Linked DNA regions of Homo sapiens: region 2 is linked to region 1. Evidence: read pairs that join two places in POLR2A ChIA-PET (ENCODE). Cell type or tissue: K562. All regions are shown on one strand. Links, peaks and the distances in the headings refer to the core of each region. The heading gives the core; the rest is flanking DNA. Region 1 holds the start of LOC124904895 (a long non-coding RNA gene). Region 2 has its middle 21 kb from the start of VSTM2L.

Region 1 (15,607 bases), core at 4,248-9,247:
AGTAGAGTTAATTTAGTGCAGGAATGAGTATGGAGGGTAGTCCCCTGGCAGTCCACATCAAAGCCACTTTTTGTGGAACTCTATAAAGCGTTTCTATAAAGCAAATGCTGGCTCCTAGACACTGGCCAGCTACACCACCCAGCCACACTTCCATCTCTGTTGGCTGGGACACCTCCATATGCTCTCATATTAAAGCCCCCTTTCAGAGGCCATCACCGATGCCTGCATCTCTGCAGCCCTTCCTGATTATTCCATCAGAAGCGAGCACTCTCTCTTCATGTCCACAGAACACTGCCCCTCTCATAGCTGTTTTCAATGTTCTGCCTTGTATTATCATTACTTACTTCTTCCTTTTTTTTTTTTTTTAAACTAAAGCTCTATCCTCTCATTTCTTATTTAGGCCCACCCCATCCAAATGTGGTTTTATTGAGTGTTTGTTCAAAATGTTTTTGAAATATTTTTTAAACTGAAAAAAATGTTTGTGAACTCAATATTCACAGACATCTCACTGTGTGGTAGATGATACATACAATTTTAACCTGACATTTGCTAAATGCTTAATATCTGCCAGGCATAGTACCTTTATAATGATAATGGCCAACATTTATCAGGTGTTTACTCTGTGCCAGACTGTTCTAAAGACTTATTAAATATCTCACTTGTTCATCACTTTGGTACTGTATGATAGGCACTACTGTTATCTCCATTTTACAGAGAAAGAAACAGTATGGAGAGGTTAGTAACTTTCCCAAGGACACAGAATTGGTAAATGACAAAGTCACTGCTCTGACCACTCCCCTGACGGGGATCACACCTCAGGAAGGACAAACTTATAAACAGACATCTATAATCCAATGTGACAAGTGCCAGAATGTACAAAGTGCTAGAACAACACATCCTGCTGAGGTGATGAGTCTGGAAAAAACTCAAAAGGGAAGAGATAAAGGGATGAGAGGTAGTATTCCAGGTAGCCCCAGAGAAGCAAGGCTAGGCAAGTGGAAGGCAAAGCATGAGCGAAGGCATGGGACTACCTAGCACATGGCAAGTTTGGGGACTGGCAAGTAGAAAAATGACTGTAATTTAATCATCATTCTCAAGAAGTCCAAAGTCATCTTTGGAGAGGTAAGCCAGAGAATTGCCATCAAAGCAATATACCCTCTCGCTTACCACTCTTCAGAAAAGAGTCCATTTTCCAGGCTACCAGATCAACTTGTTACAAAGCACAAATATTTGCCTTTTGCGTAAGTAACAGCAGTGGATATGAACCAAATTTTAAAACCCCGAAGATCCCTGAGAATGCCAGGACAGTGTTCTTTCCCCACAAATGTGCCATCCTATTGCTTAGGACTTCCAACTGGGAAAAAGACCAAAGCAATAACTGCAAACTGCACACCACAATAAATTCTGCCACATGCCCTCTAGCCTCTGCTCGTGCAATTCTAGGCCTCAGATATTGGCCTCAAATTAAAACTACAAAGACAACTCAACCCTTGTAATATGAGAGTACTTATCAAATTTCTTCCTGAATGCAGCCAAGAGTAAAAAAAGTAAATGGAAGACCACCGCTGGTTCTGTTCTCTGATATTTACTGATGACTTCCGACTGGTTGCAGACAAGCAAATAATCTACTGGAGTCCAGGAATGTTCAATGCTTGTGATTCCTACCAGCCCCACCAGGATAAACCTGTAAGAGTCAAAATCTTAAACTAATATAATAATAATAAAAATAAAAACTAAACTAAACAAACAGAACATCCTGTATAGCAGTTACCTAGTGGCTCCCCAGACTGAGGGTGAACTGTTTCTTTCCAAACAAACAATAAAATCTGCCAAGATGCAGCTTTTGTCAGTGGGCTTGACAACACAGAAAAAACAAAGGGGGCTTTTGAGTGAATTGCTGTTTCTGGGTATGTTTTACATGCAACAGCCAGGCTAGCTGTTCCTCTCTCGTCTTCCCTATTCAGACAGGCAAAGGATGGTAATTAAAATCAGCCCAGGGACCAAGCAGGAAGGCTCATTCAGGGCCATGTAATTAACCTCTGGAAGGTAAGACTGCACAAACGACACTGCAGGGACACAGAGTAGGAGCAAGTGCCACAGTCTTTCCTCAGACGCCCCTCAAAACAAAACGACATCCCAACATCATCCTCTTCTTTCTGCACAGTGGTTCAAACGAAAAATAAATGCCCTGAATTCTACAAAAGTAGCAGTTTGCTCTCTAAAGGAGCCTGAAAGAAAAATGGCCATAGAAATTTTCATTATATTCGGTCATAAATGGCCCTGCTGGACACTAGCCTCACTCTCTGTAAGAGCCAGTTCTTCATAACCAGTGGGTTCACAACCCCTTCATTCACACCAAATGCCAACAGCAAGCACGGCACATGGGAAATTTCTAGTGTCGAGAACATTATGAGAAAGGGTGAGGAGGGGGTGGGCAGTGTAGCAGTGGGGTTTCGGGATCATCTGGGACCCCAGGCCCAGCCATTCTGATTCAGTGGGTCTTGGGTAGGACTAGAAAGTAGCCAAACAAGCAGCCCAGGTGCTTCTAATACTAGTGGCTGGAGTAATCTTTGATCAACTGCTAACTGAGTCAAAACCAATACTAACATTCTTACCAGAGAGAAAAGACAAGAGAAACAACAGAAGAAGAACAATCCACAGAGCCTTGAGGAGGGATACAGCTCTGCAGGTGGACAGAGCTCCACAGGTGGTATCAGGGTAGGGGCTGGACTAGATGCACTTCTGCCGCTGGCCAGCTGGGGTGCCTTTGCAGCTTTGTGGCCCTTTCTGATCACCAGTGAACTGGGGAATCTGGGGCAGTGGAAACAGAATTGTGTTGGGGATCAGAACATGCAGTCTCTTTTATCAGCTGTCACAGGACGGGCTGAGCGACCCAGCGGGAGGCTTCACTTCTGCAGCTGGGTTTCCTCACATGTAAGGCAGTTTGCCTAGCTGGCACCTGGTCACAGCTGCGCCTCACAGACCAACTCCTCTGGGTTAGCTGCTGTGTGGATCAATAGCTAAGGAACATTCTGAGGCCTTGCCTAGGCTCCTCAAAAGATGGCAGAAATCAACTGCCTTGTCGTCTACAGGCAGGGAATGCCATTCTGGCCTCAATGAGCTATAAAGTTTGTTCTTATTTTCGACATTCTCCAATTCCTCTCTGATGACCTATCTGTAAAATAAGTAATAATAATAATACCTGTTCTCACTGGCACTTGGGATTAGAAAGTCCAGATGAGAAAAACATTTGTGAAAGCTCTTTGTAAAAAGGTCAGTAGCAACAAAAGAGAGGAGGGAAGAAAGGGGCAGAAAACATAGAGTCTAGGAGACCACAGGTTCAAATCCTGGCTGTGTGACCATGGGCCATTTGTTTGGCCTAAGTCACAGCTTCATGGCTGTAAATGGAAATAATAGCAATAATGCCCATGTGAGAGGATGTGGTGAGAAGAATGAGAAATGGCCCTGCCCACAGCAGAGACTTAATAAGGGCGAGGCCTCTACCTGACACAGTCCCAAAGCATAAAGCACTGCCCCAGCCACATCTCTACTTTTTTACTCTCCTTATTCACTCCAGCCTCACCACACTCCAGCCTTGCCGTGGAGTTCCACCTGGTGGCCACTCTCCGAGACGATGGTGGTGGCAATGCCAACAACTTATACAAACCTGCAAAACCCCAGAGGATGTGCAACTTACCAGAGCATCGATGAGCACTTCTGCTCCCTCTTCACTCTCATGGAGGGTGTCTATATCTGTTAATTCCTGAAGCAAATCGACCACAGCTATGGACACATGTGAAAAATGTTAAGGGTATAACACACATACTGAAACGGTACCAGTATTTTTCTTAATCCTTGATTCCCTTCCGTTTCCTCATCAATTGCTTTATCACCATCTACCTTTAATAGACTCCAGTTTTATTAACATCTCTTCAACAAGGTTCTACCCACAGCAGGTGTTCATTAAATGTTAACTGACTCACTCAGTCTCTTGCCTTATGCTGCCTTCCTGGCTGCTTAGTCCACAGGTTCACTGAATTTTCACAGATTTCAAAATTTTAAATAGATCGCCTGGGAAGTCACTTCCAGTGAGAAATAGGCCAACACCCTCAACCTCATCTCATAATTTAAATTCTTGAAACTCAGTATAATCTTAACTACCTTGTACAGTTCACCTTTGAAGGCAGTAATAATTTCTGAGAAGAGGTGGCTGATGTTCACCAAGGAGTCTTCAGAGATCAGGACATGATATAATTGGTTGAAAACAAAGGGAAAAATTTATATGGAATTGGGCTAGTCCCCACCAACCTCTGTCCCTTCAAATGTCACACTGCTGTGAATATAAAAGGAAGAATACAGAATTTAAAATTGTGCAAAAATAGGAAAAGGAAAGGGAAGTACAGGGCCAGGCACAGTGGCTCATGCCTGTAATAACACCCAGCACTTTGGAAGGCCAAGGCAGGAGGACTGCTTGAGCTCAGGAGTTTGAAACCAGCCTGGGCAACATAGTGAGACCTTGACTCTACTAAACATTTAGAAAAAAAAAAAATCAGCCAGGCATGGTGGCACATGCCTGTAGTCCCAGAAACTTGGGAGGCTAAGGTGGGAGGCTTGCTTGAGTTCAGGAGATCGAGGCTGCAGTGAGCTATGATCGTGTCACTGCACTCCAGCCTGGGAAACAGAGTGAGACCCTGTCTCAAAGAAAAAAAAAAAAAAAAAAGAAAGGGAGAGAGAGAGAAAAGAAAAGAAAGGGAAGTATAAAGAAAAGAAAACATGAAGGAGAGAAAGAGTTATATTTGGAAACTGGGTGGCAGAACTAAACTTATAAGTTTCCTTTCCCTCACCTTAAAACTCCCTCTCTCTCTCTCTCACACACACACACAGACACACACACACACATACACACACGGGTGCACACACACACAACGGGGGAGAGAGAGAGAGAGAGAGAGAAACAGACACCTTGCTCCAGCAAACTGCATTTATTGAATGCCCATGATGACTAAAGTACTGAACATGATAAAGGCCAATCCATTCTTCATTCTGGGCCTCAGTTTCCTCATCTGTAAAATGAGAAAGATAGATAATCTAAAACAATTTTAAAAACCATACACCACAGGACATAACCAACATGTAACAAATGAAGAATACACACAGACAATATGAACTGCAGGCGTCCTGAAAAGGAGCAATCAGATGGAGCTGGGGAATTAGTTATGACTTGCTAGAAGAAGACTGCTCAGAAAACAGGCAACTAAAAATATGAGGACAGGGAGACTAGAAAGCAAAACCAAAGGAATAAAAGCAGAGAGACTGGAATGTACAAAGGCATTTGAAGAGAAGAAAGGATTGGAGGAGAGGGGAAGGAAGTGGAAAAGGGAGAGAAAATTGTAACTAGCTGAAGAAAATAGTATTTGGAAAGAATAAGCTAAAAGCTGTGTGCAGGACGCACTAAAGCACGGTGAGCATGAGGGACGGGGGTGGCACACAGGAGCCACCATGTGGACAGCATGTGTGGGTAGTTGTGGGAGCCAGGCCTGAAGGAGAAAGACCTATTCCAAAGCTACTACATACAACAGAATCCAGAAGATTCAACAAAGGTCAGAATCAGGGCAGTTTCACTTAAAAGAAAAAATAAAAGATGCAGAATATAAGAACAAGAATGACAGGACTTGCTAGCTGATGACTGATGTTCTGGGTATTACATGCAGGTCTTTTGCTGAAAGAAAAATTACTTGAAGGTTTGCTTTACTCATCTCTAACTGACCAGCTGACCATCACGAATAATTAACTATGCTTTCTGTGTCTTACTCCTTCACTCTTAAAGGTGATATTTACCCAAAACTTAATATGAGTAAAGAGCTTAAAGGTCTTTGGACAAAAGTCCTTCATGCTTAGCATCTTCATCTAAAAAATAATCAGAAAGCTGTTGACAGAGTCAACATATATGCCTGATACAGAGTAAACCGAAACACACAAATTATTTGAATCAATTATAATAAAAAACAGCAAAAATAACCAGGTTAGCAAACTAACCCCTAGAAACCCTAGAGCTACCCTTGACTAGCAGGAATTAGTAGTTCTCCCTCTCTAAAATTAAAAGTTGTCATAATAATAGCCGCCATTTTTAAAAGTCACAGCATCATGTCTGGTGCTATGCTACTGGAATTCTTTCAGCAGCATTATAAGATTCGGTGTAAGCACTATTTAACAGATAAGAAAGGTAAAGCTAGTAGTGGTTAAGATCTCTGGCCTGTGGTGGCTCATGCCTATAATTCTAGCACTTTGGGAGGCCGAGGTGGGCGGATTACTTGAGGTCAGGAGTTCAAGACCAGCCTGGCCAATATGGTGAAACCTGTCTCTACTAAAAATACAAAAATCAGACAGGTGTGGTGGCACATGCCTGTAATCCCAGCTACTCAGGAGGCTGAGGCAGGAGAATTGTTTGAACCCAGGAGTTGGAGGCTGCAATGAGCTGAGATTGTGCCACTGCACTCCAGCCTGGGTGATAAAGCGAGACCCTGTCTCAAAAAAAAAAAAAAGTTATCTAAAGGTCACTGCAATAGTAAGGGAGAATGTTAGGTCCATCTGATTTCAATAACAATGCTATTGCCAACTATACTTCATATTAATGCATAAGGGGATATACACTCAGTTTAAACACGGCTACATTCAGGTTAATTCTAGCTATTGACCCTGTTGTAACCACAGAGAAAAGAACTATCATTTAATTCCACCATAAATTAGTAAAAGACTCAAGGAAAAGAATAAAATGTTAACACCTCCCCACTCTTCCAAGAAACTCCCATATTTATTCTCTTGAAAAGTTCATAATCCATTCAAATGCTTATTTAATATGCATAGCAACATTCACCTAAATCCATCCATCCACCCATCCACCCACTGTGGAGTCAGATGTCTACAGGACAACTGGGCTGGGCACGGTGGCTTACACCTATAATCCCAGCACTTTGGGAGGCCAAGGCAGGAGGATTGCCTGAGTCCAGGAGTTTGAAACCAGCCTGGGCAACATAGTGAGACCCAGTCTCTCAAAAAAAAAAAAAAAAAAAAGCAAATAAATAAATACATAAATAAGATGTCTATAGAACAAGGATCTAAATCAGCATGCAATAATGCAATAAGTAGTGTTATCATTACATCTCTTGAATAACACCATGCATGATTAAATTCTAGTTAATAAACTTATTAACTAGTATGTGATGATTATTAAACAGTAGCCTCAAAAAGACAAGTGGAGTATATCTGAAAGACCAACAGATGAAGAGTCAATGCAAGCTTGAGGACAAGGGTCATGTCATATTCATCTTTGCCTCACATGGTCCCAAAATTATCACCAGCCATGTAATCTTGTGCAAGCCCCTTTATTTCCTTACAGCTTAATTTCCTCATCTGTAAAACTGGGGTCGTGTCATATTCATCTTTGCCTCACATCTTTAGTGACCTGAATGGTCCCAAAATTATCACCAGCCATGTAATCTTGTGCAAGCTCCTTTATTTCCCTACAGCTTAATTTCCTCATCTGTAAAACTAGGGTAATAGTCTCTGCCCAGCCTCTTCCACTGAGTAGCTATAAGGAATAAATGAGATCAGGTATGTCAAAGGCCAAGGAAGTTAAAATACTCAAGAACTATGAAAGCACTATAATACAGATTGTCTTCCCACAGAATGCCCAAAGCGCTCACTATTGCCTTCATTTTTCCAAAAGCCTCTAAAATCTGAAGTTTAAGCTAACAAGAGCATGGTCCCCCCTTTCCGGGTCACAATGGGTTGGAAGACCTAATTTCATATTTCAGCTATGCCACAGAGATTCAGATTGATCAAGTCCTTTTTCAGCCTCTAAGGTCTTGTGGGCCAGATATCACATTTTTCTTTGATTAGTCTTATACCATGTTCACAAATGTGTCACATGAAACCTAGAAACTTAAAAAATAAGAAACATTTTAGACAAAAGTGATTTTATAGAAGAGCATAAATGGCTTTTCCAGGAAAACTTGTTTCTTATCATATTTCAGTGGTATCTCCTTGCCTACTTTCCTGCCTCAGTTGAGAAGTCAAACAAGAAATCAGCTACCTACCAGGCCTGGTAAACATCTCATCAATCCTACCACTAACTGATTTTATATAAATTCCCAACTTTCACAAAATAGCATTTCAGCAAGGCAGTAATAAGTCTGTAATTGTCATCATCAACTCCTGAGTAATACAATATGACCCAGGAGACAGAGGTCATTTGAAGACCAGAAAGAGGAATGAGAATCAAAACTAAAGACAGACAAACTCTCAATCTTGATGAGAAAATTCAGCATGGTTGGCTATCCCTCCAGCATTTCTTCACAAGCAGACTCTGGGCATGGGTGATAGGTTTTTCCTCTGTAGTTACAATTTCATTTCACAAGGTAAAAGGCTCTTCTGTCCAAGTATAATAGGAAAAGAGAGAGCCTGTCTCCCTGCGAATTACTAAAACACAGTTTTTGATAGCCTATTTTGTCATGTCGAGTAGAAAGGCCACCCACGCACTCCCTCTGTACCTGTCCACTACTGGGGCAATAAGTTAGTGTAATAATAGGTAAACCAGAAAAGACCAGCTGGGCACGAAATGGTCCATAACACAATGGCTCTTGGAAAAAAAGAGTGGTGTTTACTTCTATTTTTTGGCTGTGGATATTTGTTTTGGAGCCATATCCCACTTAGAGTCTTGGTACAGAAATTAAGCATTAATCTCATTAATCTCCAATGAGATGACTCCACAAGGAACAAAGTTATTAAAAAAAAAAAAGAGAAATAAGATGTATTAAGCAGATGGCTTTTTAAAAGTCATTTCAAAAAGGCTTTCTTAAGACAAATAAACCAGTATAGATTCAGAGAATATAACTGATTAATGCAATAAATGTGAGTTAAAAAATATCTTTTCTTTAATTTCTAGACTAGGACAGTAATTAGATATAGCTCAATTAATGCAGATGAATTTCAAAACAGACAAAATGGTCTTTTTCTCCTTTTAAAGCAGCTGGCACAAAGCCACCTAGAATGAACCTGGACTCTTATCCCCATCCTAGATCAAACTAATATGAAGGAGAAAATGTACTCATTCAACATTTATTAAGTCCTTCTTAAATGCCAGTGGGGAGTAACATGCCACAGGGGAAATGTCCAAGGCAGGCTACAACCACCCTAATCTTCCAGGGACATAGATTTTACCTAAAACCCATAAACAAGACCAAAAGTTACATTAATGTGGTACCAGGTTTTGTGTGTTTGTCTGTTTGTTTCAAGTTACATTAAAAGATCCTTCTTCTACATTGCCATTTTGGCACTTTTAACCTAAGATGTTTATCTTCAGAGCACATTTAATTGGTTCCAAAAAATAAGTGGCTTATCAATACATATCAAGGAAGTCAGATGACAGATGAGAAAAAGAAGTAAATTCTTCTAAATGTAATTTTAATTCTGGAAATATCAAGACAAATATAGCTCCTAGCAAAATAACAGCTCAAAATATGTAAGTCTTGTTAGACAGTGCTTACGGGACAGCAATGGAGCAAATACCAACTCCCTCCCAGTCCAATTAGAAGAAAGCCCCTTAGGGGGCTCAAATCCTTCCCAGCCCTATTCTTGCTCATTAGCACTGGGTCTGTAACACAAGGCACCCTTGACTACTGTACGCACCTTCTGGGATAACACGGTAAGTCTCAGTCAGTTTGTTCCACTTTAGTATTCTCAGACCCAGACTACTCAAGTTCAGTTGATCCCTGTTGGTCTAAAAAACCTGTCTCCTCCGTATTTTCCGAATTCCCACAGTAATTCTTCACAAAACTCACTTGACAACTCTGTAAGTTCTCCTGGTTTTCTAGAATCAGAAGAAAACTAAACAGTCATTTGGAAAAGAACAGTGTTAATGACCACTCCCTAAATTATTCCACACCAAAAAGAGCTGCCCCATCAGCACAATGATCTACTCTGCCACTTAAAAATTTTTCCCTGCTTAAATATTAGCATGCAACCCAATGTACTGGTGCCTTAAGTTAACATCACAATGAGACCTCATTTTTCTGTCTCACAAAGGGGTGGAGAGAAAGCTGACTTTGAATAAATTGGGTTTAGATTACTGGATTATTATTATTATTATTATTAAAGAATAAAGGCATTTAGCTGGGAAGCAGTAGTCATGATTTTTTTTTTTAATTAAGCCATGGACCCGATACCTTGATAAATTTGTAGTGACTACATGGGCAGCCAGCAAGACCACATCAGCTTCCATCCGGAGTAGGAGGAATGGCAATTTCCACTGCAAAGGGAGAGACTACAAAAATAAACCTGAAATGCATGCTAATCTCCATGTCTGTCAAAAGCTTACCCATCTCCACTCCCCACACCCCCAAGCCAGAGATGACCCACACCTTCTCAGGGCTCCAATCAGTGGTGTTTCCTGAGCATACTGTTCCCAAGGCACTTTCCACACACACCATGGTGGGGGAGGGTGGTAATTTGAGAGTTTTTGCTTTAAACTGGAGTTATTATTTTTTATTAGCATCCAACACACTTAGCATACAAAGGAAGAACCCAGTAAATAACAGTGATCTACCAAAAAAACTTTAGAAGGGACTCAACTGACCACTCAAATTAAGAACATGGCAAAAGACATACAAAAACAGAATATTTATCAATTTGGTGCCATGTGATCGTTGTTGTGGTTTGTTTTTTTCCCTTTTATTCCTCCTTGTTCCTTTGGGCCAACTGAGTAAATCTGGCTTAAAGCAGTCCACAAAAATGGATTTTTTAGCAATACCTTAAGAAAATATCTTTAAATGTACCTTTGGTTTTATTTTTCCATAGAAACACTCTAAAAGGTTCACAAGAAAGGAGCTCTAAACACGTTTAATGAATTACTTTAAAGGAAAAAGTGTTTAAAAAGCATTATTTTGAAAAGGCAGCAGCTGCTGGATTCCACCTTCTGCTGCCTCCGACTGCATTTAGAGTAACCCTCCAAAACCATGTGAGGTGTGTGCTCCCCACCCCCAAGATATGCTCTTCACAGATCAGAATCCATTCTGCAGCCAACCGATAGCTGGGCTCCAGCCTCTCAAGGGGGCAGATGAGGCACAGAAGCGCTGACAAGCCCTCACCAGCAGCAGTGATGCAGAGCGCCAGAATAAACTCTGAAGCTGCTTCTCACGGTTGAAAGGATGAGGCACAAGCTGTTTTCTCACATCCTCTGCCTCTTAAGGTTACAACAAACCAGGCTCTGATTGAATTAAAATCCCTACAGTTTATGTTTTCACAGAGGAGGATGAAGCAAAGATGACCTGTGCTTGCTGGGAACATAACCAGCCATATATGGTCTTGGTTGATAAATGAAGAGTTAAAAAAGATTAAAAATTTAAGTCATGACTGCCATGAAATTGTTTATTCATGCTAAGGTGTTTTGGGCAGTTACAGCTGTACAACAGTAAATTGTTAACAACCGTTTCCTGAAGAAAAATTTCTATTATAGATCACAGATAAGACAAGCAGCAGAGTGCAATGTTGCAGGGAGAGCAACATTACGACCAACAGAGGATATGGTAGATGCAAGTCAAGAGGACCTGCCCTTTCCTGAAATCACTTTCAAGAAAAATCGTACTTTGAGGAGGATGACATTTACCCCTATTTGCTGCCTCTAATTAAAATTAAGGTAATTTAAAAAATTTCAAATGCACTTTAAATTTGATGTAAGACATAATTAAACATCAGATTTTAAAAAATATCATTAGGGCAGTTGGGTGCAGGTTGGCATACAAGAGGAAAAAAAAAACAGTTTAGCTCTCAGAAAACAGGAGGGAAATGGCAATCTGTCAAAGTTATTATAGGGGGATGTGTTTTTTCCCTTTTTAAAGACCAGAACTTAACAACTTGGAACATCTGTGCCCTTGCCTTTCCCAAATATGCCGATGTCGAGCAGCGTTTTTTGTGTCAGTCTTCTCCCCGGCAGGAGCCAGGCTGGTGAATCAGCAAAATGTCAGTATCTTCCAAAAGCAGCTACTATTATTTTGAGTTAGCAGGAATAGAAAAAAGAATGAGAGTGGTGTTTCCAGAAAGAAAATAAGTCATTTCTGTACTAATAATATACAGGGTAACAGGTGACCATGCGACTCTGTCAGCAATGTCGTAAATCCCACAGGAAGACCTGAGGTGCACTGGAGGAACACCGGACTGAAAATCACAGACCTGGAGTGCCTGTCTTAACTTCAAGTTAGCTGTCCAACATCTGGACTTCACACTTGTCACTAAGTAGAAACAAACAAGGTACTGAGCTAAGTCCTCTCTAAGGTCTGATCAGATTCTGAAATCTACCCTTCTGTAGGTGAACTGAAATGTGAAGTAACAACCAGAACTCGTAGTCACTGAGTCTGTGAACACCATTAGTGCCCAGAATAGAGCTAGGCATATGGCAGTTACCTGCCAAAGATGGAATGTTTATATCCCCCCACAGATTCATATGTTGAAGCCTATCCCCAATGTGATGGTACTTGGAGGTGGGGCCCTTGGGATTAGTGTCCTAAAAAGAGACACAGCGAGCTCCCTCACTCCTTCCACCATGTGAGGACGCAGTGAGAAAACAGCTATCTACAAACCTGGAAGCAGACCCTCACCAGACACCAAAACTGCTGGTGCCTTGGTCTTGAACTTCCCAGTCTCCAGAACTGTGAGAAATAAATTTTTGTTGTTTATAAGCCACCCAGTTTACGGTATTTTGTTATAGCAGCCCAAATAGACCAAGACAATACCCAATATATACTTACTGACTGATGCTGCTTGAGCAACCAGCACAGCTTATGGTTCCTAAGGGCCTAGCACAGTGCCTGGTACATCATGAGCACTCACAGCAGCTCTACTGAATGAATTTCATGAGACCATACACTGAGCTCACTCAGCAGCAAGCTAACTAGGGTTCTTATACAACCCAGAACCCCACAGCAAACCCTGGTGAACAAAGTCATAAATCTGGGAGCTAACAGATCAATTCTTGATGCTATCTAACATTACATGAAGCATCAGAAATGTCTTAAGACTGCCCTTCAAGAAGCCTGCATTAAAATTACTCACTGATTTATTTCTATGAGAATTATCAGCCAGGCAAGAACTTAGTCAGACACGCTCTCAGGAGAGAGATTACCAGAAAGATGAAAATAACATGAAGCAACAGCAGATTCCCTGTGAATATCACTCAAGCAGACTAACTACATTTGTCTCTTACCTTTGGAAATCTGGATTCAAACAGAACAACTACTAGAAGAGAATTTGGTTTAATGAACATAACCCTGTCCACAGGCACATCAAAAGCCTTTGCAATAAAGCTACTGCACACCTGATAGCCAAGATAAAGTATAAAATGGTTTTGGAAGTCACGAATCAGATTCAGTGACAAGTAACATTTACCAAGTACCTACTATGTATCAAGAACTGTGCTCAGCACTTATACACTCCTTTGATCCTCTCAGTAACATGGAAAGCTACTCCAGAGGCTGAGGCAAAATCACTTGAGGCCAGGAGATTGAGTCCAGCCTGGGCAACATTGCAAGATCCATCTCCAAAAAATTAAATAAAAAAAAAATTAGCTAGGCATGGTGGTATGCACCTGTAGTCCCTCCTCAGGAGGCTAAGGAGTAGGATCACTTAGGCCTAGGAGTTTGAGGCTGTAGTGAGCTATGATTATGCCACTGCACTTCAGTCAGGGTGACAAAGCAAGACCCTGTCTCTAAAAACAAATAAAAATAAAAATAACACTGAAAGACAAAAGTTATTAACTCTATCTGTGCAAAAAAGAATACAAGTTGTGGAAGGGCACCGTCTTTCACACAAAAATGCGGTTGAGAGTCAAACCTAGATTGTCTGTTTAGGTCCAACATGCACTCAACAAATATTAAATGCTATTTACTGTGTACTCAGTCTTTTTTTTTTTTTTTTTTTTTTTTTTGAGATGGAGTCCCACTCACTCTGTTGCCCAGAGTAGCATACAGTGGCATGATCTCGGCTCACTGCAACCTCTGCCTCCCAGGTTCAAGAGCTTTTCCTGCCTCAGCCTCCCGAGTAGCTGGAACTACAGGCGTGCACCACCACGTCCAGTTAATTTTTATATTTTTAGAGATAGGGTTTCGCTATGTTGGCCAGGGTGGTCTCAAACTGCTGACCTTAAGTAATCCAACCACCTTGGCCTCCCAAAGTCTTGGGATTACAGGCACAAGCCACCACACTCAGCCTTGTTTTTAGGAACTAGGAATGAACAAAACAGAACAGCTTCCCTGTCCTCCTGGACATCCAAATGTGCTTTTTACCATGGTTCACTATCTCTAGTCTCAACTCCACTGGACCATCAGTCAGCAGAAAGATGCCTAGATTTACACATTCAAATCTGTCTGGCTTTGCCCCCATAAGGGGCCTTCCAATCCAGATCCTGAAAAGTAAAGCTGTTAATGTATGAACAGATATATCACGATGAATTCTAGTACTAATAAGAGCAAATAGGACAATTTTAAGGATTGCCCAAGATTTGCAAGATTTGTTAATAGAGAAAAACCAGGTTTTCAAATGAGTAAAAAGCATTGTGTGTTTCAAGACAGAAGATAATTAGAATGGAAACAGAACATCAGATTTTATAGCACACATCTACAAAGAGAGACAGGAGAAAGAGTAACAGCACTTCCCCACCATGTCAGCTCTCCTACTGAGGTCAGATCTGAAAGGATATCTGTATTATCGTGTCCGAGCAAGCCGAGAAGCGACTGTACAGCATTCAGCTCCACCAGAAGGTGGTACAGGTCTGGCATGGTGGCCACCACGTGCATCTCCTGAATGATGTCATTTAGGTCCAGCTCGGATTCCATGAACCTAGGAGGGAAAACAAGACATCATTAGAAGGAAAGGGGCACTATCAGCAATGAGGAGCAAACAGCAACAATCTAGACAACAAGGCAATCTGTCAAAGTGTCTACAACAGACCAACCAAGAAGTACACTCATCCAAACATCATACTGTCACACAATTTCCTTGGGAAATCGATTTCCTCATTACAAAAATCAATCTTGGATTCAGATCTCATTACAGGGTTCCCTTACTCTTGCAGTCACAAGCTGCCTTTCAGAGGCTCCCGAAGCATTTTGTAGCACTAAACGATCTTTCCACCAGTCCTATAGATTAGCCACCATTACCCCTTGGTGTGGCAATTCACTCTGTTGCCCTGAACATAGTTATCCTACTACCCATCCAAAAAGGGTTTCTCTTACTTCCCACTTCAGATCAAGGGCCAGTTATTCCCCTTACCAAAGAAGATAAGATTTTCTGTATCCAAAAATGCCCTCCCTCTTCCTCCTCTTTGGAGCTGATTCAGAGGCAGATACCAAAGAAAAGCAGACCTAGTCTCTGGCATCCTACAATCACCACCAACTTTACACAGCATGATACTTTACTCACATTTCTATACCTGAACCTTTCAACAAACCTATGCCCAGGCACTAAGAACAGAACTACTTTGCATTCACGCTGCATGCCCTCCCCCGGTGTTTGACATACAAGAAATGCCGATTAAGCCTTGGATGAACAAGACAGGAAG
Region 2 (15,607 bases), core at 6,628-11,627, 130 kb before region 1:
ATACACTTGAGAAGCATGCATTCAGCACCTGGCACAGAGTAGAGGCTCAATAAAGGTTCGCTATTGACTTGTTTGTCCTCTCTGTCTCGGATAATCTATAGCTGTGAGGAATCTGGGCATCATCTTGATGCGCCACCTCATTGTATAGGAGGGGTAACTAAGGCCCAGGGAAAGGCAGGGATTTCTGAGGTCACATGTCTCCTAATTTAGGCAGAGACAGGCCTGGATCCTGGAGCTCCACTCCATTCCATCAGTCCTCCATCCTGTGCCACTAGCAGCCAAAGAAACTAGAAGTCCAGCACTGGCCAGGGGAAGAGGCTGGAAGGCCTGTGTCCCAAGGAGGCCACCTCTGGCCAAAGGTCCAGTGTGCATCCTCTGAGCCCCAGCTCGGCCCTGGCCTCAGCATGTCCTGCGTCCACTATTCAGTCACCAAACCTGTGCTTCCCTGGTCCCTGGTGTTTCCAGAGCAGGAGCCAGCCGGGCAGTTCCTGAGGTCACCATTCCTTTGTTCTGCGCTCCTGTCCCCCTCCACTGGATGGGATGTGTAAGGCCCCACTGGCCCCTGAACAGGGGCTCTCTCCCACCCCTCACCCCCACCCCAGTGAGGCTGGAAAGGCCTATTCGGTCGTCAAGAGGCAGCTGGAGTACCCCCCTAGTGTAAGCAGGTTTGAGTGCCGACTGCCTCGTCCAGCCTGTGTGACCTTGGGCCTCTTCCTTCTCTGAGCCTCTATTGCTTCATCTGTAAAATGGGAATAATAACAGTGCTTATTGCAGAGGGTTGTTGGACAAGTTAAACATCATCACTTACTACATATAGCACCCGGCTCAGTAAACGGGAGCAGTGACCACTACCAGCCAGGCCTGATCAGAACCCGGCTTCCTGTGCCACGGGCCTGATTCGGTGGATGTTCTCCTGCTGGACTCCAGCTCAGGGATGGAGGCGTCTGAGGAGTGAGGGAAGTCAAGATGCTGGGCCTCGGGCCCTCGGGAGGACTCCAGCTCCACTGACAGTAGGGACAAGGCCCCTGGCCAGGACATGTGGACCCTGGTGGTGCTGACAGGAGCGCACAGCCTGGAACAGGGGAGCTGTCTCTTCTGCTCCACTGTCTTCTGTCTCCCCATTTAAGAGGGACACTGCTGCACTGACCTGGGAAGGTGGCACCAGGCTGGGAGGGGCCCGCAGACCAGGCACGTTCACCTGGGTGAGCGCATCAGCAGCTGGGGCCACAGTGAAGCACAAGGCTATGTCCCACTCTTAGCCCTGACCAATGCACCACCCTGTCTATCGCACATCCTCTCCTGACATGCCCCCAACCAAATTCCTGACCTTTCCCATCTCACGAGGGGCACCCCCATCCATCACCCACCCACATCCCCAGATCTAATCCCTCCAAGCCCTGCCCATTGAACCCGGAACTTCTTTCTCATCTGTGCACTTCTTGGGGCGCAGCCCCGTGTCTCTCAGCAACCGCAGGAACCTCCTGCCTGCCCTCTGCATGGGAACCCACACCCCGTGGTCTGTTCTGCTCCCAAAGCCAGAGGGTCTTCTTCCACAGATGCAAAACCGACCACCCTCCCTTGCTGCAAATTCTCAATGACTCTCTCCCATGGCGTAGAATAAAATCCAAACAACTTCTTCCATGACGATCTGGGCTTCCTCCTGTGACCTCACCTCCCACCAGCTCCCCCTCACGCTCTCTTCCAGCTACTTGGTCTTCTGGCAGTTCTAGAATGTTCCATCCTCCCTCCCACCACAGTTCCCTCTGCTAAGAACACCCTCGCATCTCCTCCAGAGTTGGCTTCAGTGCTGCTTCCTGGAGGGGCTGTCTCTCCCTCTCACAGGTCTCTTAACCCTTGGCCTCCTTCCCCTTGGCCTCCTTCTTGGCAGGCCTGGCCATCGTGCCTGCCCGCCCCTGACTGAGCTGTGAGCACTGCAAGGGGTCCTTCTGCTTTTCTCTTTCTGTCCTCTCCAGCCCTAGTGCACAGTCGGGTCTCAGTAAATCTTGCAGAATGAATGGAGGGAAGCAATGGATGAGTGAATGGAGAGCAGCAACTTCAGCCTGGGAGAGAAGTGATGCACAGTGAGGCTGATGCCTGCACTCCAGACACAGGGAAGGCCCACCCATTAGTGACACCAGCACGCTGTGTCCCTCTGGTGTTTTGTATCCCTCTCAGCCTCAGTTTCCCCAGGAGAATGAGAGAGTTGGGTAGGATGACCTCTGAGGCTCCTCCTCACCCTGGAGGTCTGTGTTCTGACATGTGAGGGAGGTAGGGGAGTGGCAAAGCAGGGGCCCTGGAGGTGGCTCTGGAGGGAGTTAGACCAGGTCCACACAAGGACAAAGCTCCCATAATGAGCTATCCTGCCTCTTTGGGCAGAAGTGAGCTCACCACTGCTGGAGGTATGTAAGCAGGGGTGCTGTTGAGAGGGCTCCTGAGGTTGGACCACGTGACCTGGCACACAGCCTGGAACTCAGAAAGGCAGAGGCTCTGCTCTAGAGGTCAGTCTCTCTGTTCCTGTTAGCTGTGTGACCTTGGTAAGCTGGTTCAGCTTTCTGAATCTTGATTACCTAATCTGAAAAATGGTGATACAGCATCAGCCTTGCAGGGTTTTGGGAACATGCACGGGGCCTGGAGCAGCATCAATGTTTAATAAGCACCAGCGCCTTCCCCGGCCCAGCCTGCAGCTCTAAGATGAACATTCTGGCCATATCAGGGACAGGTTGATGCTTTGTCCCCAGAGTCTAGCAGGGGCCTGGTCGCTAATTATGGGGTTTCATGAGTGCCCCACTTGGGGCTTCGTACCTGGGGGCCTGGCCTTGACCATGGAGTCCAGAAGAAAGGGCAGCCTTGAGTTGGCCCCTTAAGGTGCTGGGCACCCCTGCAGATCCACAGGCCTATGAATTCTACCCCCTCTCTTCCTCATCCCTCGCCTCCACCCGGGGGGAGCCCCATCCTTTCCACGCCTCCCAATCACGGCAAACTGCCTCATCAATCATGTTCTCTCTAATTAACTTCTAATTTACCTCTTTAGTCAAATCTGTTTACAATCAGAGACAAGAAAACACGCAGCAGCCCAAGGTACGGACGAGGGGACCAGCTCCGGGGACCATGGAGGATCAATCAGCCCTTGACCGGGGTGGGAGCCACGGGGCTCTGCTCCCCTCCCTTCCCAGTGAGGGCTGAGGGCACTGCAGGGCAGGGGAGAGGGTTCACGTGGCTCAGTGCCCTGGCCCGTGGCAGCCTGGCAGCCAGCATCTCCATCCCGCCTCCCAGCCCAGAGGCCTCCCCTGCCCAGCCCCGAAGCGCCAAGTCGCCGGCCCCAGCCCTCCGCAGCTCGTTTCGTGTTTTTTTCTCTCCTGACCCTCCCACCTCTCTAGGGAAAGCTCCTCAGGAACACGCATCCTGTCTCTCGCTGGCTGTGTGGACTCGGAAAATGGCTGAACGACTCTAAGCTTTTGTTTCCTCGTTGGCAAAGTGAGGAGTAAAATCACATCACCCGCCCCTCAGGAGCCAGTGAATACAAAACGTGTGTCCATCGGCAGCCCGGCCAGCTCCGTGCCTGGCCTGGGCACTGACCCGGCATGGACGGAGCGCTGGTCCTTGTTTACTTTTATATTTTGGATGTTTTAATTTTTTTTAATTTCCAATGAATCTCAAACCTATAGAAAAGTTGCAGGTACAGTTCGTGATACATTCTCATCCCTGAATATTTTACTGTGTATTTTCTACAACAAAGACATGCTCTTACATAACCAGAAGACAGGGACCAGAATTGGGAAACTCTTGTTGAAATAGCCCTAGTGTCTAACCCAGCGAAAGCCTGAGTTGTTTTTAATCCCACTGCACCGCTTGCTGGACATGTGACCTTGGTCAAGCCACAGTGTCCCTCCTAGGCCTGGTCTCCGCATCTGTGAAGGGTGGTCCAGGTAATGCCCCCATCGGCAGGGAGTTGTGAGAATTGTGAGCCAATGCCTGGGAAGCAGCATGGGGTGGGGGGCGTAGTTGCTCTCTTCCTCTCAGGTGCAGAAACAGAGGCTCAGGGCCAAGCCGGGTGGCTCATGCCTGTAATCCCAGCACTTTGGGAGGCCGGGGTGGGCAGATCACCTGAGGTCAGGAGTTTGAGACCAGCCTGGCCAGCATGGTGAAAGCCCGTCTCTACTAAAAATAAAAAATTAGCCGGGTGTGGTGGTGCGTGCCTGTAATCCCAGCTACTTGGGAGGCTGAGAGGCAGTTGAATTGCTTGAACCCAGAAGGCAGAGGTTGCAGTGAGCTGAGATCACACCATTGCATTCCAGACTGGGTGACAGAGTGAGACTCCATCTCAAAAAAACAAAAACAAAAACAAACAGAGGCTCAGGGAGAGTGACCACTTGTTGCAGGTCACACACAGGAAGGCTGGAGTCAGAGCCCACGGCCCAGAAGAGGCAGAACCTAGCAGGCGTGGCGGGCACGTTCTCCATTCAGAGAGAGGGAACCCGGGCTCAGAAAGCCCATGGACTTTTTTCTCAGGCCTCGGCCTGTGAGCAGGGAGTCAGGAGGTGGTAAGAAGGGAAAAAGCATGGAGGAAGGAGGATAAAGATTATTCATGGTGCACTAATAACACCAGGAGGAGGGAATGGGCACCTCGGAGGAGGTCACTCGTGGAGGGACTGGAGGGAGGACACCCCCAACGCTGGGGACCCTCAGAGGGGCCTGTGGCCCATCAAGGTGAAGGACCCCGGCAGAGGGGGGCAAGACCTGCCGACTTGGCTGTGGCCCTGGCCTGTCTTTGAAGGAGACCCCTTCTGCCCGCATTTCCATCTATCTACTCGCTGGCTGATACATCCGTCCACTGGCTTATTTGGTTTGCACACACTCTTCCCTGTTTCTGGAACATTCCTCCAGCTCCTCCCACAGCTGTTCCCACTCACCGTTCAGGTCTCAGCTCACACCTCGCCTCCTCAGAGAGGTCTTCCAGGACCATCTGGCCTTGCACAGACCTTCCTACACCCACACTCCAATTTGCTCGATCTCATTAGCTTGTGCATTTGCTTCCTATCATTTTATTTATTTATTTATTTATTTATTTATTTTTAAGGCAGAGTTTTGCTCCTTTTTGCCCAGGCTAGAGTGCAATGGCGTGATCTCAGCTTACTGCAACCTCCACCTCCTGGGTTCAAGCAATTCTCCTGCCTCAGACTCCTGAGTAGCTGGGATTACAGGCACACGCCACCATGCCCGGCTAAGTTTGTATTTTTAGTAGAGATGGGGTTTCACTATGTTGGCTAGGCTGGTCTCGAACTCCCGACCTCAGGTGATCCACCTCGGCCTCCCAAAGTGCTGGGATTACAGGCGTGAATCGCCACGCCTGGCCTCCTATCATTTATTTATTTATTATTTTTTGTAAGAGACAGGGTCTTACTCTCTTGCCCAGGCTGGAGTACAGTGGTGCCATCATGGCTCACTACAGCCTCGAACTCCTTGGCTCAAGCAATCCTCCTGCCTCAGCCTCCTGAGTAGCTGGGACCACAGGCATGCACCACCATGCCTGGCTGATTTTTAAATTTTTGTAGAGATGAGGTCTCACTTTGTTGCCCATGCTGGTCTTGAACTCCTGGGCTCAAGCTATCTGCCCGCCCTGGCTTCCCAGTGCTGGGATTACAGACATGAAGCACCGCGTCTGACCCCACCATTTATTCCTATCAGAAATCGTATCATTGGATTCCCTCCCTTTGGTTGGTTGGTTAGGTTGTTTAGTGTCCATCTCCTCTTCATGAGTTCTTTGAAAGCAGAGATCTTTGTCTGTTTTGCTCATTTCTGTCTCCCTAGAGCCCAGCGTCATTACTGGCACATTCCTTCCTGTCTGCCCTGGTGCCGGCCAATGTGGGGAACACGGAAATGGAATCAGACAGGGCCTCTGCCCTCACCTGCTTGCATCCTCCTGAGATACAATAGCAGAATCTCGCAGCAGGCAGGGACAGCCAAGTCCAGCTTCCTGCCCGTGATGCTACTGGATGGGACTAACCCTCCTGGGGACAGACCTCCAGGTGTGCTGGCCAGAAGAGAGGCAGCACCCACAGGAGGCACCCCAGGCAGAGCCCCGTCTCCAGGGTCAGCAGGTGTGGGCTCAAGCCCAGCTCTGCCCAATCTCGCTGGGCCCCAGCTGGGCTGCCCTGGCTGTCAACCTGAAATGACACCTGAAATGACTTCCACGCCTCCCCATTCATCTCTGGGAGCCCTGGATCAGTGCTGTGGGGAAGAGGGGAGGTCTGTGTGTGAGCCTCCACCTGGGGAGCGGGGATCTTATTTGAGGACTGGGAGACACATCTTGTCGCAGAGGCTTGAGGGGGAGGGGTGGCAGCTCTGGTGGTGGGGAGGGCGCCCCGTTGTCTGGCGGTGCTGTTTGTTCATATTTCTATTTCCCTGCCTGTGTTTCTCTTCCAGACTGTGTAATTAGGTGTCCGGAGTGCCTCCGATTCTGTTCCGATAGAATTTGCCTTGTTTAATCGGTAACAGGGTGGCTGCCTCTGACAGCTGTTTTTTCCTGGAAAAAAATAAAGGCAGCTAGAGATGGAGTGAGTTGGGAGGCATTTGGGAATCGGGTTTCTTGGCTTCACTCCACCTTCACCATAGACTTGCGGGTGACCTGGTTCCTGTCCCTTCCCCTTCTGGGGCCTCAGTTTGCCCATCTGTAAGACAGGGGAGTTGGGCCTTGTGATGCCTGAGCTGTGAATTTGAACTTAAAGGTTGGCCGAGCACCTGCTAAATGTGCTGTGCTGTGACAGGGTGTGGGGCTGAGCTCAGGAAAAAATCACTCACTCCGGTGCCAGAGAAGAGGCATTTAAATCCAAGGTGCCATTTTTGTCACTGTGTTCTTAATTGTAATTACCATTTAAATAGATTAATGATAATTAATAACACTAATAATGTACTGTCCTTTGTCTGGGAGGATGACATTGCAGACCCACTGTCCCGAGGTGGAGCCGGGCTGCGCTGACCCCTCCGTCCTCTCACCTCCCGCTCTTCCTCCCTCCTGACTCTGTGTCCCCGGTTGCGTGTGCTCGTCACTGGGTTGGGATCGTCTCTTAGCATGAAGGTCTCTCCCATGAGACCATGAGCTGCTCCAGAGAGCAGGGGTCAGTTCAGTCACTCTCAAATCCTCCAAACCAGGGAGGAGCTGCCCCGAGAGGGGACCAGTACATGCTGGATGGATGAATGGCTAGACGAAAGGCTGATGGGAGAGGTGGGTGAATGAATTCAGGAGTGGCCTTCATCTCTGGCCAGGTGAGGTGACTGAGCTGTCTCAAGGATCCCACCTCTGCTTTGAGCCCCCTCGTCTTCCCCTCACTCACACACCCATCTGGCTGCTCCTGGAATATGTGAGGCACACTCGAGGCTTTGCCTCACTATTTCCTCTGCCTAGAATATTATTCCCAGCTTCCCCCGGCGGCTGGTGCGTGCGTCAGTCCACTCTCAATCTGACATCGTCTCCTTCGAGGACCTTCCCTGACTGTCCAGCCCGAGTGGCCACCCTCCCTTCCAGTCACTCTGTTATTTTCAAGCTGCCTGGCTGTGTGTCTGCCTGCCTGTTTACTCTGGGTCTCCTGCTCCTCAAAGGCAGCAGGGCTGGGAGCGTTCTGCCTCGTTTGCTGTGAAATCCCCATAGCCCTGCCCAGGGCCGGCTCACATGCTAAGTGCTCAGAAGCGACCTGCTGCAGGCGTGTTGGAGGCACACCTCCAGGGTGGCATGCCCTGTGCTGGGCACCAAGTGCAGAAACGGATGAAAACCAGCCCCGTCCTCAGGCAGCAGGGCCTGTACTCATCATGACCTGGCTGATGGCGGGTTGTGTCTGCATCTGTCTCCCTCGCCAGGGCAGGACTTGTGCTCCTGTTTCCCAGAGAGGGCTGCATCCAGCCCAGAGCTAGTCCTGAGCAAGGAACAGAATTGGCCAAGGAGAAATGGGAAGTAGCGGGGCCGGGGAGTAGAAACGGAGGTGGGTGGCCTTGTGAGCCGACAGATGAGGGAGCATCCATGGGGGCTGGAAGCCGTGGCTGGAATCCACTAGCGGCTCAGGCCCACAGCACTTTGGTTTAAAGAGCACTTGTTGTGTATATAGGCATACTGCTCACTCTTTGCTCCTAAGGGACTTTGCCTTGGGTGGTTGCTGATGATTGATGTTTTACAGGTTTGTTCAGTTGTTCTGGTATAAGTAATGACGAATCACGTTGTAGTCCAGTGGGGAACAGTCTAGTCTCATCTTACGGTATTTCAGGAATATCAGTAATGACGACATGAGCCTGGATCAGCACTTTATAGTTGATCAAGCTCTTTGCGTGCATCAGCTTGTGGCAGGTCTCCAAAGCGAGGGGTCCCCCCATATCACAGATGAGGAGACTGAGGCTCAGGGAGTGAAGCAACTCACACAGCTGGGGAGCAGCAGGGCTGGGATTTGAGCCCAGGCAGCCTGGCTCCAGCGTCCACGTCCTGTGCTCACTCACCACACGGGTCCACGTGCCCAGCCCGGAGGAGGTCAGGCAGCAGGTGGGGCCCAGAGGCCAGCCTGGGGAAGTTCGGTCCGTGTATCTTTGGATCTTCCCCCATGACAGAGAGACTTCTGCTTGCAGCTGCTGAAAGCCAGTGCCTGTCATCAGGTCCTATTCCCAGGAGGGCTGGAGTGGGGTGGGGAGGAAAGACAGCTGGCCCAGGCCACGTCCTGTCACGGCTGCTTAATGAGCTTAAGTGATAACCATGGGCCCTGGCATGTTGCCAGCTGGGCCTGTCCATTTGGCCAGTGTTCCTGGCCTCACACTCATGGGCTGGGGGAGGTAGCCATGGGGCCGAGGGAGGGGTCTATGGGTCTCCAATTCTTCTGAGTGCTGACAGCCATGGCCAAGGTCAGAGGCAAAGCTGTGCGACCTTGGGCAAATCCCTTGATTTCTCTGCGCTTCCTTTTCTTATCCGTAAGATGGAAGTGAGCATGGCTACCTTGGAAGAAGCTACAGGGATGCAATGAAGTGCTAGGGACAGCATCCTTCATTCGGTTCAGAGACTACCTGGCACACAGTAGGCACTTGGTCAGCTTTTTTTTTTTTTTTTTTGAGATGGGGTCTAGGCTGGACTGCAATGGCGCGATCTCGGCTTACTGCAACCTCCGTCTCCCAGGTTCAAGGGATTCTCCTGCCTCAGCCTCCCGAGTAGCTGGGATTACAGGCGCCCACCACCACGCCCAGCTAATTTTGTATTTTTAGTAGCGACAGGGTTTCACCATGTTGGCCAGGTTGGTTTTGGACTTCTGACCTGAAGTTATCCACCTGCCTCAGCCTCCCAAAGTGCTAGGATTACAGGTTTGAGCCACTACGCCTGGCCAGCACTCAGTGAACTTTCTACCCCAAGTCCTTCCAAAGACTCTCACTTTGACAATTTGTATGTCCAGGAAAACATAATCCCAGCCCCGCCATACTTGAAAAAAACAGAAAAAGGCTTCTGTGGCAGGGCAGAGACCTGAATACTCATCTGTGTCTGTCACTAACTGATGGGAAGGTGTGGGTCCTAGTTCTCTCTGAGCCTCAGTGTTCTTATCTGCAAAATGGGCTAGTAATAAGACTCAGTGAGATGGTGCATGCCAAATGCTTAGTATAGAGCCAAGCATTTGATTAATGCTAAAGACTGGAGCTGTCACTTTGGTAGTTTCTGAGTGCCAGACCTGCAGACCCTGTGTGACCTTAGGACAGTCACCTACTCTTTTTTTTTTTTTTTTTTTTTTTGAGACAGAGTCTCAGTCTATCACCCAGGCTGGAGTGCAATTGTGCAATCTCAGCTCACTGCAACCTCTGCCTCCTGGGTTCAAGTGATTCTCCTGCCTCAGCGTCCCGAGTAACTGGAATTACAGGCATATGCCACCATGCCCGGCTAATTTTTGTATTTTTAGTAGAGATGGCGTTTCGCTATGTTGGCTAGGCTGGTCTTGAACTCCTGACCTCAGGCGATCCACCTGTCTCCCAAAGTGTTGGGATTACAGGCGTGAGCCACTGTGCCTGGCCGAGGACAGTCATCTACTCTCTTGGGGCCTCTGCTCATTTGTAAAACTGGATACCTGCAAGGTATGCTTTGCCCCAGCTCTGCTGTTCCAGGAATCCCTGTGTTGAACACTGCTTCCCCTGAAACTCATCTGCATTAGGTGGGGGCAGAAACTGTCATGCCCATTTCCCAGCTGAGGGGAGTGAGGCCCCTGGTTTTCAGTGACAAGCCACAGCTCTCTGCCGCCTCTTGCCTGTTCAATGTGGGAGTGGGGCAGGGAAGGCCCAGGCTCTCCTGGGCCCCAGGAAGGCCTGGGGAGAAGGGTCTGGGTCTGGACTCTCCAGCGAGTGGGGCTGAGCCGACTCAGAGTGGAGGCAGGGCTGAGGGTGGGCGGGCAGATTTATTGCAGCCATTCCTCTCCCCTGCAGCGCCTGCTTCTAATGAAATTTTACGGCAGGTGGAAATGATACGACTCCGCCAGCCCTAAAAGCACTTCTATTTATTCATTAAAGATATTTATATACTGAGCAGCTCTCTCTGCTGGCTCCACCCCACTCCTGCGGGGCCAGTGAAGTTGCTCCCAGCCCTCTGTGCTGGGGGAAGGCTCCCAGGGCCAGCCAGGGGCCCCTCTCTGCAGTGACTGGTTGGCTCTGCCTCAATACATCCCAAATCCCCTATCTCCAACCCATGCCCATTCCTGGTCTGAAGAACCAGTGTCTGTCTCCTCCTGGTCCAGCGTGCACCAGACACTTCTTGGATCTCTGCTTCCACGCTGGTCTCCACAGTGTCCTCTATAGAGCAGCCACAGGCATCTTTCCAAAATCAAATCATGTCCCTTCCAGGCTCAAAACTCCCCTGAAGCCCTCAAGGCCCTGTAAGATCCGTCCTCTGCCTCACTCTTGGGTCCAGCCACAGTGGCCTCTTTGGACTCTTTTCTAGAGGACGATGCTCTGCCTCAGCTCAGGACCTTTGCACTTGTGCCTCTGCATAGGCCCCCTCATTCCCCGGCTCTTTGGCTGCCTGACTCCTTGACGTCATTCGGAGATTAGCTCAAGCTCTAAGGCCCTCATCAAAGAGGGCTTTCCAGGCCACTCAGCCTGAGGTCCCCCGTTCCTTGTTGCATCCCGCTGCACCTTGGTTGCTCCTTCATAACACTCAGTTGTCACTTGATGTAACTGTTTGCATGTTTGTCTTTTGGTCTGTCGCTTGAGGATGCACGCTCCCGGAGGCCAGGGACAACGTCTGTTTTGTTCCCCTATGTGGCTTATGAGGGGTGTTTAGTAACTGATGGAGCCATGAGTGGTGGAGGATCGGCTGGGTACCGTGACCCAGCCACAGGTACTGGTCTACGTGGGACTCCCCAGGCTGGACACTCGCTGTCATTGAGTGAAGAAGAACTGAGACTGAGTGTGAGGGTCATGCTCGTGGCTCACAGCAGCTGGGCTGAGGGCAGGTGCCCACCCCTGCACTCCTGGGGGTTTCCTGGATGGGGCTGGCTCAAGCAGGCTCCAGGAGCTGCAGGCAGATTGGAGCCTTTTCCAGCCTTTTCTCTAGCCCTGGCCTCTGTCAGTCAGTCCCCTGGTGGCTTTTCCCCAGCTGCTCCCCAGGGGCTGTGGACTTCCTACGGCTCCTCGGTGCTGCCCGGATGGCCCTGCTTGTCACCCTGCAGTGGAATCTGCTTCCCCCTCATTCAGGGACTGAAAGAGCCTAGGGGAAGTAGACACAGGACTTGTCCGGGAACAAGCTCTGTGACTCTGGACCAGCACAACCCCAGAGCCTGTCAGCTTCTGCCATGGCCGGGAGCTCATTGAACCCCCATGCCGTGCCAACGTCAAGGTAGTTGGGGCCTCCAATGAGGCAGCTGAAAGCCCCAAAGTCCCCAGAGCCCTGTGTCTTATTGTGCCCTAGCCCTCTGCCTGGGCAGTTCCCTCTGCCTCAAAAGACTTTCCACCTCTAGCTTTCGAGGCTCACGGCCATCATTAAGACTCTGGTGAAAGTTGCTCAAGACACAGGGTACGTGGTCCCCCAGGCATGGGGCCCTCCTCTGTCCTACAGCCTTTGCTCACCTCTATGAAGCCCCCTGTCACTCTACAGTGATGCCCTGTGTGACTACGCTGAGAGCTCAAACCGCATCTCAAACTTCGGTGTACCCCTCAGCACCCAGCCTGGGCCTGGCACACAGTAGATGCTCAGCAAGTGCTTCCTGGGAGGTGTATGGAAGGAGGCACAACATGGGGTGAGGAGAGCAGACTGGTGGGATGATCTGGACGAGAAGGAACCTGGGCTCTGTGTGCAGGCAGGGGTGGGTGGATGGGGTGGGGGGACAGGCAACAATCCTCACTGCAGCAGTGCCAAACAGTGGCTCTCCTCACTGCTGCAGATGGAAAGCCCCGGCTTCCAGATGTTTCTCAGATTTCCTCCCTTTCCCATGGGAGAGCAGCCAGGGCCACATCCGTGTGACTGCCCATCCCTAGCCAGGAAACCTGGGCTGGGGCCTCCATGCAGGTGAGGATGACAGCCAGGCACCGAGATGTGGCAGGGACAGGCTGAAGGGCGCTGGGCCTCTGCAGAGCCGCACGGGCTTCAGTCATGGGGTTGGGGGAAGGGCTGCCTTGCTGGGGCTTCTGCTCCCAGTGTATTCTGCGCCACCTTCTCCAGCCTCACCAGGCCCTCTCTAGCAACCAGCTGGAAAACAGGGTGGCCCTGAGATTAGGAGCAGGGGTCTGCTTGGGTTCCATTCCCAGCTGTCACTCTAAACCACTGACCCCCTCAGTCTGGTGTCCTCATCTGTGAAATGGACTTGATGAGGCAAGTACCTACACGTCAGGCTGGGTGCTCACGCCTGCAATCCCAGCACCTTAGGAGGCTGAGGCAGGAGGACTCCTTGAGCCCAGGAGTTTGGGACCAGCCTGGGCAACAACAACAAAAGGAAGTACCTACACTTCAGGAACGAGGGTTAAACGAGCTAATCTGAAGAAAGTACTTAGCTCAATGAGTCAAGAGCTCAATGAATATTAGCTAATATGATGCACGCATAATTCGATTCTAGCGCACTAAATGACCTCACTTATAGGAGAAATGCAGATTAAAGCAACAAGCAGGCCACACTGTTCACCCACCGAGGCGAAGCACTGAGCTAACAGCGCGCTGGTGAGGGTGCGTGTGGGCAGAGGACACTCGTGCACGCAGTTGACAAAAGAAGGGCAGTGTGGCAATATATATCACAATGAAAAAGGCACACTGTCTTTGACTTGGCAATGCTCCTTGGGAGTTTAAACTCACACGTGTGTGAAATGACGCCCTACACAAGGATGATCACTGCAGCATCGTAATAGCCAAAGATCGGAAACAGTCTGAATGTCCATTAACACAATTAACAACATCATGGTACAGCTCTGCGATGCAGTGAGCCTATTAAAGGAGTGGGGGCAGCTGTGTGTGGTGACGGGGAATGAGAAGCAAGGTGCACGACAGGACACGATGCCACCATTTGTGTTAAAAATATTTTTATTCACTTGAAAACACATAGGAGTCTCTCTGAAAGGGAAAGGGTACTTCCGCTCATGAGCCGTGGTGGCTTCTGAGGAGGGGTGCTGGGCGGCCAGGAGACACACCTGGCAGGGAGATGCGTGCACTGTGTGCCCTTACGCACCCTCTGAGGTTTACACCAAGGGCACGTGTTACCTAACCAAGAAGGTGACTGAGAAACGCCTGCCATTTTCCCCAGCACAGATAACGAAGGCCCACCGCTGTGCTACCAGCCACTTTCCATGTGTGCCAAAGAGCAAGACAGATTGAAAAATGTGGGTCTGCTTTTACCTCTACTGTTGGGTAAGGAAATCTAATCAAGAAGCCTTGCCTTTAGGAAAGCGAGTCTCGTCTCCCTGTTGACACTAAATTGACGCCCTCAGTAATGGCAGAAGATGCCACCTGTGCACTGGTGCTACCGTGGGGGTGACTGAAGGATGCCTTCCAGCGGCCCTGACAATGCGTCTCCCTAGATAAGGAAGGCACGCAGCCTGCATGCAAATCTCTGTGAATTAGAGACGGCCCATCTTGCTGCTGCTGATTCCAGGCGTGCGACCACCACAAACGGAGCAGCAAGCCGCCATGGAAAATGAGGGTGGAATCCTATTTCCCCTGTGAAGAAACCCTGGCGAATATTGCTAAAAGGCAATCCGATTGCCATGTTTGGGTTGGAAAAGGAATACTGCCTCTCTGGATGCTATGGTCTGGTCCCACTCAGCTATGGACATGAGGATGAACATGAAGAAGCTTTGTTTGAAGGGGCAAATTTAGACTGAGCCCTTTCAGTGGGCAAAGAAGTCAGGTTCGGAGCCACAGGCCAAGGGCAGCCTTTCCTGGAAGCCCAAGAAGCTCCCCCAGAGGAGAGATGCTGCTTTGTGAGTCAGAGGGTTTTTTAGGCAGACAGCGAGCTGCCTGAAAGCTGGGACCACGCCCCAAGAGCCCAGGGTGAGCAATGAGGAGCTCTACCTCGCCCTGAAAAGCTTTGCGGGGCCTTGGGTCGTTGAAATCAGGGAGTGGTGGTGGCTGCTTTCTCCTTACGCTGTCTCCTTGGTCCCTCGGGCCCTGGAACCGTACTCCCCTGCTGCACCCGAAGGGACTACACCTCACATTGCCCCTAACCCTCCGCACACAAAACTAATGGAAAAGGGGACCGCTTCCTCAGTTGTCAAGAGAAGAGTTCCAACTTGCTTTTAGCAAAGGGACAGAATTCAGGAGGCTGCCACATGCGAAGCAGGGCAAGGTGCGGCAACCATGGAGTGCCTGAGCCGCCCCGGCCTTTCCTTCCTATGCTGGCCTCTGGGAGCTGGTGGGTAGCCTGGGCTTCCAAACACGGCTGGCAAAATGCTGGACAGAACTCTGGAGGAGAATCAGATGGCAGCAGCTGCCTCCAGGGGCAGGAAGTCCTAGGCGATGGGAGAGGAGTGGGTGGACTCTTCACTGCCTCGCTTTTTGTTAAATTTTGAACTCCTATACCGTTTGCAAGCATTACCTGGTTAAAATTAAAATTGAAAAAGAAAATCAAGGTGAAGGACTGATGATGTCTAAAGTACCGATCTTAGCTCTAGAAGTCTGCTTCTCTAAGTTACACCTGGACATGCTCTATTTTTTGTGAATTCATTAAACCACACAACAGATGAAAGGATCGGAGCACGGCGTCAGCCGGTACGGTGTGACCCTTCCAGGTAGAGGAGCTCAGCGGGAGAGGGTGTGAACTGCGCCGTCGGACAGGCCTGGCTAGAATGTGCGTTCTGATGCTTGTTGGCCACAGGGCCTTGTGCAGCTACTTACCCTCTCTGAGCCCTCAGCCTCAGCTTGCATAAATCGGGGATAACAATGCCACTGGGCATTCGATATGTGCCAGCTACTACAGTTACAGAAAAGTCAAGGAAGAATTAGACCCAAAGTGACGGCACCGCCATCTGATCCTGTGACAGGCCCTGTCGCGCTCTCCTGCCCCTCTCTGTGGGGACGCTTACAGTTATGCATTGTTCTCCCGCCAGGCTGCAAGTGAGCACCAGCAGGCAGGGCCTGCCTTACTCTCTGTTCCGTCACCAGCCCAAGGCTGGACACAGAGCAGGTGCC

Evidence for each region. Peaks named below come from ENCODE experiments on the same cell type or tissue, not always from the same donor. Only the 100,000 strongest peaks of a DNase experiment are listed, where the experiment ranks them.
Region 2: POLR2A ChIA-PET joins it to region 1 with 6 read pairs; 2 of 35 experiments call an interaction of 5 or more read pairs at or near these places.

The regions. Positions count from the first base shown.
Region 1 is chr20:37,745,747-37,761,353 of GRCh38, reverse strand. It overlaps CTNNBL1 (catenin beta like 1), which reads right to left. Exons shown (of 16, transcript NM_030877.5): 4 at 14,747-14,886; 5 at 3,698-3,795. LOC124904895 (a long non-coding RNA gene) reads right to left here and starts at 13,957. Exons shown (of 2, transcript XR_007067575.1): 1 at 10,224-13,957; 2 at 4,968-9,868. RefSeq lists a silencer at 11,041-11,090. In K562, for the core only: a CTCF peak has its summit at 5,491; no DNase peak of the experiment used is centred there.
Region 2 is chr20:37,873,991-37,889,597 of GRCh38, reverse strand. No RefSeq gene overlaps it. Among named protein-coding and RNA genes, the nearest start is that of VSTM2L, 21 kb to the left of the region's middle. RefSeq lists enhancers at 12,097-12,597, 12,598-13,098. In K562, for the core only: no CTCF peak of the experiment used is centred there; a DNase peak (open chromatin) is centred at 8,687; H3K27me3 peaks cover 4,238 bases.